Linked DNA regions of Mus musculus: all the other regions are linked to region 3. Evidence: chromatin loops called from intact Hi-C (ENCODE). Cell type or tissue: heart. All regions are shown on one strand. Links, peaks and the distances in the headings refer to the core of each region. The heading gives the core; the rest is flanking DNA.

Region 1 (4,900 bases), core at 356-4,355, 110 kb before region 3:
CATAATGTTGTTGCACCTACAGGGTTGCAGATCTCTTTAGCTCCTTGGATACTTTCTCTAGCTCCTCCATTGGGGGCCCTGTGATCCATCCAATAGCTGACTGTGAGCATCCACTTATGTGTTTGCTAGGCCCCGGCCTAGTCTCACAAGAGACAGCTATATCAGGGTCCTTTTAGCAAACGCTTGCTAGTGTATGCAATGGTGTCATCGTTTGGAGGCTAATTATGGGATGGATCCCTGGATATGGCAGTCTCTAGCTGGTCCATCCTTTTGTCTCAGCTCCAAATTTTGTCTCTGTAACTCCTTCCATGGGTGATTGTTTCCAATTCTGAGAAGGGGCAAAGTATCCACACTTTGGTCTTTGTTCTTCTTCAGTTTCATGTGTTTTGCAAATTGTATCTTATATCTCCGGTATACTAAGTTTCTGGGCTAATATCCACTTATCAGTGAGTACATATCATTTGAGTTCTTTTGTGATTGTGTTACCTCACTCAGGATGATGCCCTCCAGGTCCCATGGTGTCTTTTAACATCAAAAACTTTCTATATTCTTATACAACCATTTCGATTATGGAATGTATACTCCATGTTTTGCTTAGAAACTCCTGCTATCCAATCTTACAAAAATAATACCCTGTATTTGCCCTTGTTTTTTTCCCTATTATTTTATTGTAAGTTCGTTTGTGCTACATTTAAATCTTTAATACATCGAGAATTAATTCATGCTATATTTTGACTTAGGAGCTGTTCCTATACTACTTTCTATTTACTGAACTATCTAGCTTTAAATATGTCCTACTACCATAACAGACCACTACAAGCACCTTAAGACAAATACAAACTTCCTGGGGATTTGTAAACTTCACTAACTGAGGTAGAATTCTGAACTTATCAAAAGTTTATCAAATACCATTTCTTGTTTTCTTGTTGAAAAGAAATCACACATTGGATATATACATTCAGAATACAAACATATACTGTGAAATGATTTATGACATAGTATCAGTCTAAAATAAACCACTGACCTCAAGTCAGAGGCCTGACTTTTTCAACCTCACTGATAAAGTCAGAGAGAAACATTACTTGAAATCTGTGTTATTTACTCAAGTCATGGGTATTTAAAGAGAACTGACAGACAGGTCCTAGGATACAATGGGAAACAAAATTCCCTGCTTTCATGAAGCTTACAATCTCTCTTCTATCCTCTCTCCTATAAAATGCTATTTTAAAGGAAATCTAAGTTCACACAAATTCAATACAATGGAAAGCGTTTCGAAAAGTTGATAACACATTATACTTTCATTTCCAATGTACTACTTTACCCCAAATACGACTGTTTATCTTAGTGACTATCTCCTCATTCGAACGTTGAAAACACTGCTGGAATTAACATTCATCCCATTAACTTGACTCTTTTTTTCTATCATAGCCACTTTCGCCAAAATAAAAACTTCAATACGAATGTGTGTGTGTGTGTGTGTGTGTGTGTGTCAAAAGATGTTTACTTTCTTTAAACTTCATGCCCATTAAGAATAATTCAAAGAATCCCACAGACTTTGCAAATGGCTTGGAGAACAACTCGGGTGACCCATCAACAACAGGTAAAGAAGGGCAGCTCAAGAGTGACAGTCACCTTAAACTTGAGAACCCAAGAGCAGAGAGGCTGCCCTATTCCCACGGAAACCTTGGGGGAGGCGAGGACCCAACCCGTGGCCACGCCCCCACCTCGATCCCCAGCCCCGGGCCTCCGCCACCTAAACCGCGGAGTCGGGGAACAAAGCGCCGCGGAGGGAGTGAGGTCAGGACTCTGTCCCTGCAGGGTGACCTTGGCCATGTGTCCTCAGTTTCCTCATCCAGAAAGTGAGGCCAAGCCTCCATGGCCGCTGCCGCCTCCACCCGGGCTGTAGACTCAGCACCCTCGACCCACGGCTACAGGGAAACTCCAGCCCTCCGCCTCCCCACGCGGATCCCCGCCGCCACCCACGCCGCCCCGTCGGCGCCCACACGGGCTACCTGCGATCTGGGAGACGAACGCTTCCGCCACCAGAGACATGTCGGCTGCGAGGTCCTGCGCGCGCGCCTGAGCTCCGCGGCGCTCGGCGCCCTCCCGCGCGACCTCGGCGGCCTTCCCCCGGCAGCTGACGAGCTTCGCTGGGCCAACGCTAAGACGAGCAGAGCTCACCTCGGCAGCGGTGGCTCGGCCCGCAAGGTTACCGCCAGGCCGACCAAGCACTTCCGGCGTCGCTGACAACGCGCGCCGGCACTTCCGGCTGCTCCGCCCCGCGCGCTCCGGACCTGCGAGAGCCCTAAGAGAGCAGGCTCTCTGGCTAGAGTCTTTTGGATTTGATTGCAACCTTTCAGCAGTTCAACAAGACAGAAACAGCTTCAAGAGGTTCAAGTGCCTGGTCTGGTTCTACTGGAGCCCAGAAACTCAGGAATTCTCTCAATTCCACTAACTGTAGGATTCGGGGTCCATAGACTGATATTAGTGTTGGTTATTTGTTCAAATGCGCTAGCCAGAAGGAGGCTTACACAGCTTGTGAGCTGAGACATAATTTAATCTTTCAACTCCAAGCACCCAAAATGAAGCTTGGAGAATAAAGCACTTCAATTACTTGTTTCTGAGTGTAGAAGGAACAAGAGTAAAAGGAAGGGCGCTAGATCCCTTGAATCTTTCCTCTTAGTCTAATCTTTTTTTTTTTTAACTATAGGTTACAATTGACCAAAAATCATAAATATTACAGAATTAGAAAATTAGAAGCATAAAGTTACACTTGATTTCAGAAATCATTTGGTGAGCCAAAGCCCCCTTTCGCTGATGAGAACATGGCTCGGAGAGGTGAGACGATGTTGTTGTGTGTGTGTGTCAGTGTATAGACCCAAGACAACTTTTGGTACTTAGTTCTCTCCAACCATGTGGGTTCCAGGGATCCAACTCAAGTCTTCAGGCTCGGTAGCATAGCCCATACACACACATGCATCAGCTTGTACAGTGGTCAGTGTCTCAGTACCTCTTCAGTTGCTCTCCATCCTCTATTTTGAGATAGGGTCTCTCACTGAGAATCTGGAGCACAAGGATTAGGCTGGCCAACAACACTCGGAACTTGGTCTGTCCCTGCCCACCTCCCACCCAACCCTAGAGTAAACTACTGTACCTGGCCTGCCTCTGCCTCCCGAGTGCTGGGATTAAAGGTGTGCACCACCACGCCTGGCGATTTTGTTTCTTGTCCACAGATCTCTGACCCTCCATTACAGTTTATTGTCTAAATTTCTGTTCATATACTTAAGTAGTATATTGCTTTCTTAGAGGTGCGGGACAGATTATCACACACTGGGTGTTTAAAACAACGGATGCATTTACTCTCTGGTTCTGGAAGCTAGAAGTCTGAGGTTAAAGTGTTGGCAAGACGATGCTTGCTCTCAAGGACATAGAAATAAATGTCCTTCCTCCATCTGCCCAGCTTCTAGGATTTCCAGGGTTCCTGGGCATTCCATGGCTTTAGACAAGTCATTTCCACCTTTGCTCCCACCATTAGGCAACATTCTCCCTTGCATCTGTTTGTCCAAACTTCTGTCTTCCACTGAAGGCACCAGCCAATGGATTAAGGCCTACTCATTTTTTTTATGACCTCTTCTTGGTTTTATCTGCAGAGCCAATTTGCAAATATGGTCACATCCATAAATACCAGAGGCTAGTATATAGAAGTCTTCTCAGAGGACATAAAATGGTAAGAAGTTTTGAAGAGTAAACCAGAGCAGGTATCAGTAGCCCCCACAGCAAATGAGAAGTCTATTCAACCAAACTTAAGCTTCCTCATTTAAATAGACACAAAGTACTTCTGAAAGCATCTTTTTCTCTGCCTGAAGTTCAGAGTTCATGAGAGGCTTATAGAAACACAAGGAAGATGGTAGGATGCCATCTGTTTGTGCTGAGGGAGGAAACCCCAACAGTGTATGTGGCACCCAGTTTCCTCCTCATCCTGAGGTTGATATTGACCCAGAGAAATGAGCTGTTGTAGGTATCTTCCTGCCAATCAACCCTTCCATTCTTGTCCTTTACACAAGGGATTTTATGTACGTACGGCTTTGAAAAACTGGAAGTCTATTGTCACATCAAGTTGTGCTGGCCTCTTTTATCCGTTGCCTTTCTGAAGCTATAGATGCTATGCTCTGACTGTTTTGGATCAGATGTAGTGTCCTATCCCAGGATTTGACTGGGAAAACAATAAGCAAGTGTGAGGGGTAGAGGTGAGCCCCAAATGGAGAAGGATGCTAGAGTCAGAGGCTGGAGACAGATTGGGGAGCAAGAGAGCGAGAGTCAGACAAATGGAATGATTCTGCAGTTTCAGTCGGCATGCTACACAGGAACACAGATAAACAGGGGCTGGGGTGCCTCTGAAGCACTGGGTTAAGACACTCTGCCTTTGCTACTAAAGCAAGTGTCTTAACCTGCCCTAGATGCTAGAAGAAAATACCTTAGACTGGTTAAGGTTAATTTGTCTTTTTCTTTTTTTTTTTAAGCAGAGTCTTTCTACATAGCCCTGGCTGCCTGGCTGTCCTAGAACTATGTAAACCAGGCTGGCCTCAAATTTACAGACGTTCCTACCTCTGCCTCTAGAGGATTAAAGGTATGATCCACCACACCTAGCTAGACTGGGTCATTTTTAAGCAGCAGGTTTATTGCTCAGTTTGAAAAGCTCTTCAATCCAAAACCAAGGCTTCTGTAGATCCAATGTCTGGTAGGGAAAGGAGGACTCGTAAAGGAAAGGCACTAGATCCCATGAGTCTTCTTCCCTCTTAGCCTGATCGTTTTTTAAATTATAGGTTACAATTGAAGAAAAATCATAAGTATTAGGGAATTGGAAGCGTGAAGTAACACTTGTAATAGAAGCGTGAAGCTA
Region 2 (4,900 bases), core at 356-4,355, 870 kb before region 3:
GCTTTGCCTACCTCAGCCAAGCTTGCGGAGCTGCAAGAGTGTTTATTTTCCAATCAGACTGTCTATCTAAGAGGTCAGGTGAGCCGAAAAACCAAAAAGAACCGGTGGGCACCGGACCTCCCACGCCCCACAGCCCTGCACCGCTCTGTTGCGCTCAGCCAGAAGGCAGCTGGCATAGTTTCCTACCTTGGTCTTTTCATCAGTGATTTCTTTTCCCTCCTCTGTACAAATCTTTTGACTGTAGTAACTTCATCCTTTGAGGAACAAAGTGGGAAGTGCTCCCAACAAACTCAAATAGCTTTAGCCACGATCTAAAGTAATTTGATGGGGGAATAAATTGGTAACTGGTTTTCGGGAAAGGGAGGCACTGAGATAGAATACAACCAGCAGTAAGATTGACGTGCAGCGTTCACGTAATCACAACAGAGAAGATAGATGAAGTGTTCGGCATCTAAACTCTGGAGCCAGGAGCTGGGCTAGGGTTCCAGCTCGGCTCTATTTCTTATTTCTCGTGTCACTAAGGCTCCTATCTCTCAAGCTTAGGTGTTGTGAGCACCCAGTGGGGCTGCTGAGGACCCAGTACCTGCTGCACAAAGGGCTGGCTTTTCTGGAGCTCCGTAAACGGGCGTTGCTGTTGCTGTGCCTTGGAAGGGATGCTGGCGTGTTTATATTATCCCGACAGGGCTGTCACCTGTGTCAAAGCTGCTCACTCAACATTGAAGAAGCCTTTGAAGGCAGCTGAAGCCAATCAAGGAGATCATGGAGACGAGACAATCAGGAAATCTTTACAAGTGACACTTTTAAAGAAGGTTTAGTCTCCCATGAGTTCAGATCGGTCTGAGGAACTTCCTAGGGACTGTGATTTGAATGAGGTCTTATACAACTTGGCTAAGAAAAAAAAAAATGAAGTGCTTTCATCCAGGAAATAATGTGCAGAAAAAGAGGAGAAACAAGAAAGACTTATTTTTTTGGAGTGGGGGGGGTGTTAAAAATCAAATTATTGGCATGACTGTGCATTGCTGAGACTCAAACCCAGGGCCTTCATGCATGCCAGTCAATACGAACCTTCCCCTTTCTCCATAAAGGTAAAAGTAACACAGCATTTTGATATTTGATGTATATGTATATATATCAAATACACACACACACACACACAGACACACACACATGCACACACACACAGACACACACACATGCACACACACACAGACCACACACACACACACACACACACACACACACACGCACACACACACGAATGCACGCACACACAATCTTATTGAAGATAGAGTTTTCATACACTGTATTCTGGTTGTGGTCCCCTCCCTCTCTATTTCTCTCAGTTTTCCCCTCCCCTCTCCTCCCCTCCCACTGAGGTCCACTCCCTTTCTGTCTTTCCTTAGAAAACAAACAGGCTTCTAAGGGATAATAATAAAATATAATGAGATAAAACAAAAACAAATCAGAATCTAACAAAACAAACAAACAGAAGGCACAAGAACTCAAGAAAAGGCACAAGAATCAGCTGCAGACAAAGAGACTCACTTCTTGGCACACCCATAAAACCGCAAACCTGGAATCCATGGTGTATACACAAAACCTATAAAGTAAAACTAATTGTAATAAAATAACAGTAACTTTTTCTTGCACCACCACTACCCGGTGTATTTATTTATTTATTTTAATAAAAAAGCTCTGACGTAAGGAGTTAGGAGACAAGGAACCTTAAAGTCACCACTGGGTTCCTTTTCAGTCGGCCTCTCCTGTTGGGCACTGCAGCCTGCCCTTAAGAGTGGTTTGTTTCTCCAGTGAGACTTCCTTGGAGAAAACAAAATTTTCATTTCCAAGTGGTTATAGATTGGAGAGAGTTTCTGGATTAGCACTGTGGAGTGTGTCCTCTCCTCCTTTCATCTGCATCTGGTGCAGGACACCCCCCCCCCCCCGCCCCGCCCCGCGTGCTACCTCCATCTCTGGGAGTTCATATGTGCACCAGTCCTGTTGTGTTTAAAAGTCTTGTTTCCTTGGTATCTTCCACCCCTCTGGCTCTTTTTGCCTCCTCTTCCCCTCCGGGTTTCCTGAGCCCCAAAGGAAGGGCTGAATAATATTTATATTTGAAAAGACAGTCTTGAAGCTTTTGTGAGTTAATGCATTTGACACTTTCTTTTAAAATATGTCCCCTTCCTCGTCGGTTTGACTATAGTATGAAGAAAAGTGTATTTATTGGCGAACTATAGGGGTTGCAGATTTTTATATAACCCACCATGTCTTGATGACACCCCAGGCAGATCGTGTCCACTAGGTGGCGCGCATGGGCCTTCGCTGTAATGCTGTGGGTTTTCTAAACCAGGCTAGGGAGCGCTGTGCTATCCCTGGTGAGGCAGCTTGCCCAAGACCAACTCCAAATGCCTTAAGCCTGGGGTTCCCACAGCTGCAGCTTGCAGCCTGATCAACCTCAAACCGCAGGCTGCAAAACCAGAAGCCCCTGAAGCGGCTTCAAACCAAAACACTGAGGTGGACAATGCCATGGCTATTTAGAGGAAAGGGATAAAGACACGAGGGGAGCATTAAAAAGAACGAGATCCTTCTGCACTGGTTTTCATGACAGTATAATTTTCTCTCATGTTGTAAGGTTGAGCACAACGTGAAATCGAGGCTAGATTCTGATGCAGATTTCAGAGTGGGAGGGGAAGGCATTTTGTTTTTCTTTAGGAGAGCGCCAGCTGATTCCCTTTATTTTCCAGATGAAACGCTGACGGCTTTGTCATAGTTTTATCCTTTATTACTGGTCTAAAAAGGGACAGGTGTCTTCCTTCCAATCCGAAGCAGCAAGTAATGGCTTTGGCATCATTTCTTTGCCTCTTTTAAGTTTATGGAAACCCATTTCTCATTGTTAGGCTAAAGATGCAGATCAGAACGGAGGAGCCTGATTCTTGTCACAGGAAGGCTGCTTCTCAGGCGATTAGAAAGCAGCAGCCGGGAGTCTTGACAGGAACGCGTGACAGATAGCTATGGCAACGCAGTTACAGACCCCGCACGCAGGGCCTCCAAAGCCCTGGGTTACCCCGCACGCACGCGTACAACTCTGCTTAGGAGCAACCCTGAGACCGGTTCTACGCGTTTCTGCAAAGCTTGCCTGTGCTGGTTTATCTGAGCTGGCTGAAGGCGGTGGGGGAACACGAGGCCTTTTTCCTGTAGTGTAGCTCAATGCAGCAGCATCTCTGTCTTGGGTTCAAGGGTACCCCGATTCTGTAATTACAGATCGGCAAGCTCATTTTGATTTCGGCCAAAATAACTCTTAAAAAATTTAAAGGTATCTTTGTGTGTCTGGTGTTTTGCCTGCACCATATCCTGAGCACAAAATAAGATTTTTTTAAAAGTCAAATTTATAGTTCCTGTAAAATAATAATAAAAGTACCTTTTTTTGTACTTGCCCAGGGTTCTTATGTATGTAATCCTCTTTTTATGGTGCTGATGGCAGGCTTTCAATGGATTTCTTAAGATCTCTTCCAATGGTATATAATCTTGGTTCAGAAATATGCATTAGTTCAACAAACCCAGACAGAAAAGTAATTAGGGGTGTATGGAAATAGTGGAGTAGGGACAGAGTGATTCTTTTAAAATGGGCTTTCCTAATAATTTCGTTTACTTAAAGAAAGGTGGGTGAACTATCTGCATTTCTGGAAGGCGTGTTGCCTCTTATTCAACCTGTGCTTATTGTTTCAAAAGACAGGAATTAACAAGCAGAAATAAAGCACCTTTTCTACAGCAAAACATTTAATTTTACTTACTAAAATGTTAGATTTCAATACAGACCCAGGAGCCAGCAATGTCTGATATATTACTAGAGAAACATCTGGAAGTGGCTGTAAGGACGGCTGAGTGAGTGTAAGGTTCGCGATATCATCTCTGGATGTAATATACTTCTTACCTCTGGGTGGCGCTGTTCAACTGCTTCTTGTTTTTATGTGCCGTTGAAAACCTTTGCTTCCTGTTAGATGCATTCCTGAAAGAATCTGTTAAAGAGACATTTCCTCTATCCACAGTTACGCCTTAAATAACTTTCTTGTCACATGGATATAAATTTAAAGTGGTTGTGATATGCCATTTTAATTACCAAAAGATGACCAAATAATATTAAAGATTGTTTATATGGGCAATTGGCCAGGTTAAAAACCCGATCTCATCTTGCTGGAGAAGAAATCATCTATTTACATTTTGATAGGCATTTAACCTGAAAAGACCATTCAAACACTAGAGTTTTAGTTTAAATTTGTTGTCACTTTTAAATCCATAAAGATGTTTCAGTAGAAGCCAGTTTTATGAAAGGGAAGGGTAGATATTGGGAAAAACTCCAACCAATTAAAATGTTATTTAAAAATCTAACATTAGTCACTAAGATAGTATTTTCACTTAAATTCAAAGCTAAACACCTTCAATATTAAACAAAACAATACAAAACAAAACAACAACAACCACAACACACACACAGAACAAAAACCTTCAGAAACCTATCTTTATCTTCAGAATTCTTCTTTCCAGAACAGGATTGCTTTAGTAAGTAGCAATTATGTTTACAATCTTGGAAAATGTATGGTAGGTAGCCATTACATCTCTTACAAACCCACAGTGAGTTAGTATTGTGGGCCAAGAGAACACATGTCGGTTGGTTTTTAAGACGTCTAATTCTTTATTCAAAACTCAGGGCCAGTCAGAAATGCCAGATGAAGGGGTTATAATGCCAAAGTTAATTTTGTTTTGTCATATACAAAGTAGTTAATGTAAAAATTATTGATTGATATTCTCCCTCTTTTAACTCTTTTAGGACTCAATATTTAAAGCAAAACTAATTTATCTAGGTGTTCTACTGCACAAAATTAATTCTACTGGGACAGGCGAGGCC
Region 3 (4,900 bases), core at 654-4,653:
GAATTTCAACCAAGCGCAGAGGCACACACCTACAACCAACCCTCACTTGTGGGAGGCTGGGGCAGGATGATTGACAGTTTGTGACAAGTTTGAGCTTCGCAACAGGGTCCTATCTCCAAATTTTTGTTTGTTCCTTTCAAGGAAATGGAAGGACCTTGGAAAACTTGAAGGATAAGTCCTTCCAAAAGCACACTTTGTCACTACCCTTGCCCAAGTTAGGACTTGGGTTTGGCCATGGCCACGATGCCTAAATCACAGGGTTCAGGTAGATTAAGCTAGGGAGAAGGGCCTGGCTTTTTCCTTTCTTACTCCACCCCATTCACAGTCCAGGTGACTAGGATGCCCTGGGACTGTACAAGAATGACCCTCTGGGTGGGTGCGGCTGACAGGACAACAGGGTGATGCTGAAAGGGACTAGAGGACCTGACAGTGAGCTTAGGAGAGACTGCAAGCCCTCCCAAGAAGTTCCAAACACACCTACTGGAGTGTAAGGCCACCTGTTAAAGAGCCAAGAGAGCTTTCCTCCTGGGTACTAGACACTGAGATCTGAGAGGCCATTGCCAATGACACCTGACCAAGATTTATTTTATTGCTTTGTTTCATTGAGATAGGGACTTGCTAAGTAGTCTAGGCTGGGTTTGAACTCCATATGAAGCCTAGGCTGGCCTCAAATTCAAATGTTGATCCTTCTGCTGCCGCTTCCTAAGTGTGGGGACTATAGGCATGAACCATCATGTCCAGTTTAGGTCTCTTTTATCCTGTATAGAACTCAAGGATTTAGTGAGAAAATAAGCTAGTTTCTTTTGCCTGGAAAATCCAAGGTCTTACTTATGAGAAAGCGGGGCCAATACCATTAATGGTGTTAAATGTTTATGTGCCGAAGCACTGTTTTAAGTACTTAGCTAATAAGTATACTCAACACAGTTAGGATTGTGCTCAATATAAAAGTAACATGGAAGTAAAAACTAAGACATGTGTGGTGGGCTTACACCCCATGGTACCCTGGGGACTGCCATAAGGATTGCCATAAGTCCAAGGCCAGTCTGGTAACATAATGACATCCTGTCTCTAAAAAAGTAAGATCCTCATAAGAACTCTTGATGATACTCTTTCTATTCCTACTTTCAAAGAAGGAAATGAGCTCAAAGACATTGTCCTGCTCACTGAAGGCCAAGCATCAAGCAAGTGTAGGGTTTGAATTTGAACCCAATTAAGCCTGAACTTAGTTTAGAACCTGCTCTTGGCACTTGCAAAACCCAGCGTGAGGAATGCATAGACCCCGTAATTTCATGCATAAAATGGAAGAAATTACTCACCTATAGTGTGGTAACTAAAAAAAAAAAAAAAAAACACAAAAACAAAAACAAAACCCAGATAGTCATGATTGTAACTCCAGGGGCTTTGGGTATGCCCAGTGTAGACAAAGAAGAAACTCAGGACCAGGAGAATAAAGAGCTAAGCAGGAGACACCCTTAACCCATGGCTCTCCAACCTATGTACATATCTTCATTGCCTTGGGGAGAGTGTTTTCAGGATGCCTGGACACTGCTTCTTGACATTTGAATTCAGGGTGTTTGGTGTGGAACCTAGAAACCTCATTTATCCAGACATTTGGGCTCACACAGACCTCTGAGAATCATTGCCCTAAATTAACAAAGAGGGGGACATTGCTAGGGGTCAACTGAGGATCAGTGAAGCTGGGTGAGTTGTCACCTTTGAACGGAGACCAGCCGGCGAACCACACAGTAGGCCTGCGACGAGCACAGTGGTGAGGCAGGAGTGTTGGGGACAGAAGTCCACACACCAGCATGATTCGCAAGCTATGGGGTGCAGGTGGGATTGCCTCAGACTTTCAGAGAGTCAGAAATGTGTCACAGGGCCCAGGCGCTGTTCTAAATTAGCAGGAGGAGGTCAGTTGCCTTGCTAGAAAGGGTCTCCATCCATGCTGTGCTTCCCCAAGCTGCCTGTCCTGGGTACTAGGAACTTGGGACAAGTGAAAGGCAAGAACTGAAGCTGTTCATGGGGTGCTGCTTCTCACTGGGGCCCTGAGGTTTAGGAACAGCTTGCTCTATCACAAAATCTGGTTGCCTGTTCCTAGAGTACAGAATGAGGAAATAACGCCCCCTCTGGGTCGCCGAGGGAAACAAGGTGGCCTTTCACCCCGGCATCAGTTTTCAGGTTCCAAAGACCTCAGAGATGCCTGGTTGAGGGCAGCTGGCGGACAAGTGATCACACCACCCACCCTTGTCTGATGCCACGCACGCTGAGCGCTGAGCGAGCTGAGGTGGAAGGCGGGGCAGAAGAACGGGTGGCTCTTGTGTCCTCCCATTCCCCTCCCACCCAGGGCATGGGCGGCATCGGCGAAGCCAGCGAGACGCTTGTCCTACAGCGCCTCCTCCTGGACAAAGCTCCAGACAACCGAAAAGGGACACCACCAGCCCTAGAAAACCTAGACTAGGCACTTCCTTCCTGGGACATCAGAAGTTGATTCTGCCACGTCCACTGGAGAGGCAAAAAGGAGTCCAAAAGTCCTTGAGGCTACCTCTTACCGCCCCACCCCCAGCTCAGACAACAAGCCTGTGACCCAGAAGCGAGCATCTCATCTCTCCTTGATTAGGTGAGGCAGGAGGAAAATCCCTCCAGTTTGTTTGTTTGTTTGTTTGTTTGTTTGTTTATTTATTTACTTATTTGTTTATCTGATTGCTCTCTGCTGAGCCTGAGCTTTAGAATGTGCTGTGCTGGTGTTCGTTACAAGAACGATCGTCCCGAAGTTTGTCAGTTTGAACGGGCACCAGGAAGAAAGGCCTTTTCCCAGAGCCGCAGCGCCAGTCTGAAAAAAAAAAAAAACTATTTCTGAGGGTCGTGTGTGTGTGTGTGTGTGTGTGTGTGTGTGTGTGTGTGTGTGTACACCTGGAAAAGAAAAAAATTCTACTCACTACTAGCTCATATTTGCAACCTATTTCTAGTGTACAGACACATTAGGGTGGGGTGGTTTAAGTCTAAGATTGAAAGTAATTGTAGTCAAGGGTAAAGTCGTGGCTATCTTTAGATGAAAGGAAGAAACGGTGAGCAGCAAAGCCTAAGGAAGGGGTAATGGGTCTGGTTATCTCCTCCTATCGCTCCCTCCCCCAGTCTGTGCAGTACTGGGTCAATCCCTGGGCTGGGCTATTTCACTGCACATGCGCTGGGCGTGCGCGGCCCCGCACTGCAGAGGCTCTGAGCGATGCCGCCTCAAGCACAGTGCCGGGGGTTCCAACGCACACCACTCCAGCGCCTGGCTGTGGAAGGACTCGAGAATCCTATCTAAAAGAGGCATGAAACACGTGGTTTTCTTTTGCAGGAAAATCTGAATTAATGCCTCAAATCAATCTTTCTAGTCTGGTTCAATCAAATCAACAAAATCTCCATGTTGCAGATGGACACTCAGTGTTGTCTTTGAATTAGAATTTTCACATATGGGGTGCAGCTTCTCCCTGTCATCTGTTAACAGAGAGGGGGAACACCACCCTGGGTTTAGAGAGCATAATTTCTCCTCTAGTTTTGCAAAACTATCAAGTCTAGGAGATACTTTCCTTTGAAACAATGGTATCTATTTTTATCATTTCCGAAAAAGTGCACCTAAATTGGATTTAAATCGGAATTCCGAGTTCTTGGTTGCTTCTCCACAGCTTCCTGTGCCCCCGAAAACCCTCACTGGCCTCCGCCGCACTGCGACAAGGCCGTAAACACCTCTAACAGCTGCCTGCCAGCCCAGGGTGAAATACTGTCTTTGTTCCGGTTTCCCCTGCCTCTTGGACTCAGAGAACAGAATTCTGGCAAAATATACGTATTAGTAGAAAGATATGATAGGAAAAAGACGGTTGATTTTCAGCCAGTTTTCTTGGCTACGTTTGTAATAGCGAACTTTGCTTTATTTCCTAGACTTTCCAGAGACTGCACTCCCAGCTCTTGTGTCCACCCAAGAAGAAACCAAGGCCAGGACATTGGCTCCCCAGTCTATAAATAGAAGTTTGGACCCAGGACGCTGGGAGTTTTGCCCAGAAACCTCTAAGGTCTTAGGCTCCGAATAATCTTTAAATTTCGTTTCTTTTTCTCTCCGGTTTTCTTTCCTTTTTTGTTTATTTTTTGTTGTTAGGTTCACAGAGACAATGAAGGCAGTTATGGCGGTGTCAGCCTCTTAGCCTTTCCTTGTAGAGAAAATGTGCGACTTCCCAAACGTTTATTTCTCAAGTGGCAACCAACCGTTTCTTTCCAATAAGCTTTGAATATCACCACGAGGCTCACAATGATACCCTACATCCTCCATGTTTGCACCTGGCACCACCTTCCTCTGTGTAATCAGAACCACGTTCTTCACCGAAACACGCTGGGCCACCAAACCCAGGAAAAAGCAGCTGAAACCCCAAACCTACAACTTGGCCAGCCGAGCATCCAGCCCACCCCAGCCCCACCCAGCCTCAGAACTCCAAGTCCACCCCCAGCCCCACCCAGACTCAGGCCATCAAGTCTTTGAGCCCCACCCAACTTCAATGAACCTAGCTAGCTGCAGGGCCTATGGACGCAGTCAAGGAGCTTGTTTTTCCAAAGGGAATGTTTCCTCTTACTCTCAGCGTCATCAATGTGTAATAGGGAACTGCTTACAAGATACAGACGCTCCGAATAAAAATAAAATAAGAAACAAAAACCCACTCCAGAGACAGTGAGCCCTCTGAGTTACCGACCCAGAACAATTCTGCAGACATCAACTGGTCCTCCATTTTGAAATGAGAGTGATTCCATCCTTAATTACTAAAAACACCTTTCTACAAACATATCACCTATTGTTCACAAGTATTTGTACAGCCAACACTGTTATACTGGAATATCTGGGCAAACAATAAGGATTTGTCGATAAGCACGT

The links. Hi-C counts contacts between places; a loop is a spot of excess contacts. Peaks named below come from ENCODE experiments on the same cell type or tissue, not always from the same donor. Only the 100,000 strongest peaks of a DNase experiment are listed, where the experiment ranks them.
Region 1: a loop joins it to region 3, with 2.2 times the contacts of the local background. A loop is called at or near these places in 5 of 42 quality-filtered maps.
Region 2: a loop joins it to region 3, with 4 times the contacts of the local background. A loop is called at or near these places in 29 of 42 quality-filtered maps.

The regions. Positions count from the first base shown.
Region 1 is chr2:74,823,156-74,828,055 of GRCm38, reverse strand. It overlaps Mtx2 (metaxin 2), which reads right to left and starts at 2,244. Exons shown (of 10, transcript NM_016804.4): 1 at 2,013-2,244. The coding sequence starts at 2,052. In heart, for the core only: no CTCF peak of the experiment used is centred there; DNase peaks (open chromatin) are centred at 1,785 and 2,155; H3K4me3 peaks cover 1,780 bases; H3K27ac peaks cover 1,319 bases; H3K27me3 peaks cover 543 bases.
Region 2 is chr2:75,587,817-75,592,716 of GRCm38, reverse strand. The region is part of intron 2 of Gm50595; the gene reads left to right. Among named protein-coding and RNA genes, the nearest start is that of Gm39853, 23 kb to the left of the region's middle. In heart, for the core only: CTCF peaks have their summits at 2,305 (motif pointing right) and 3,934 (motif pointing right); a DNase peak (open chromatin) is centred at 2,336; H3K4me3 peaks cover 988 bases; H3K27ac peaks cover 325 bases; H3K27me3 peaks cover 1,058 bases.
Region 3 is chr2:74,713,423-74,718,322 of GRCm38, reverse strand. All of the region lies in intron 1 of Hoxd3 (homeobox D3), which reads right to left. Hoxd3os1 (homeobox D3, opposite strand 1) reads left to right here and starts at 2,193. Exons shown (of 3, transcript NR_027899.1): 1 at 2,193-2,617; 2 at 3,922-4,052. In heart, for the core only: a CTCF peak has its summit at 2,393 (motif pointing left); a DNase peak (open chromatin) is centred at 2,342; H3K4me3 peaks cover 698 bases; H3K27me3 peaks cover 4,000 bases.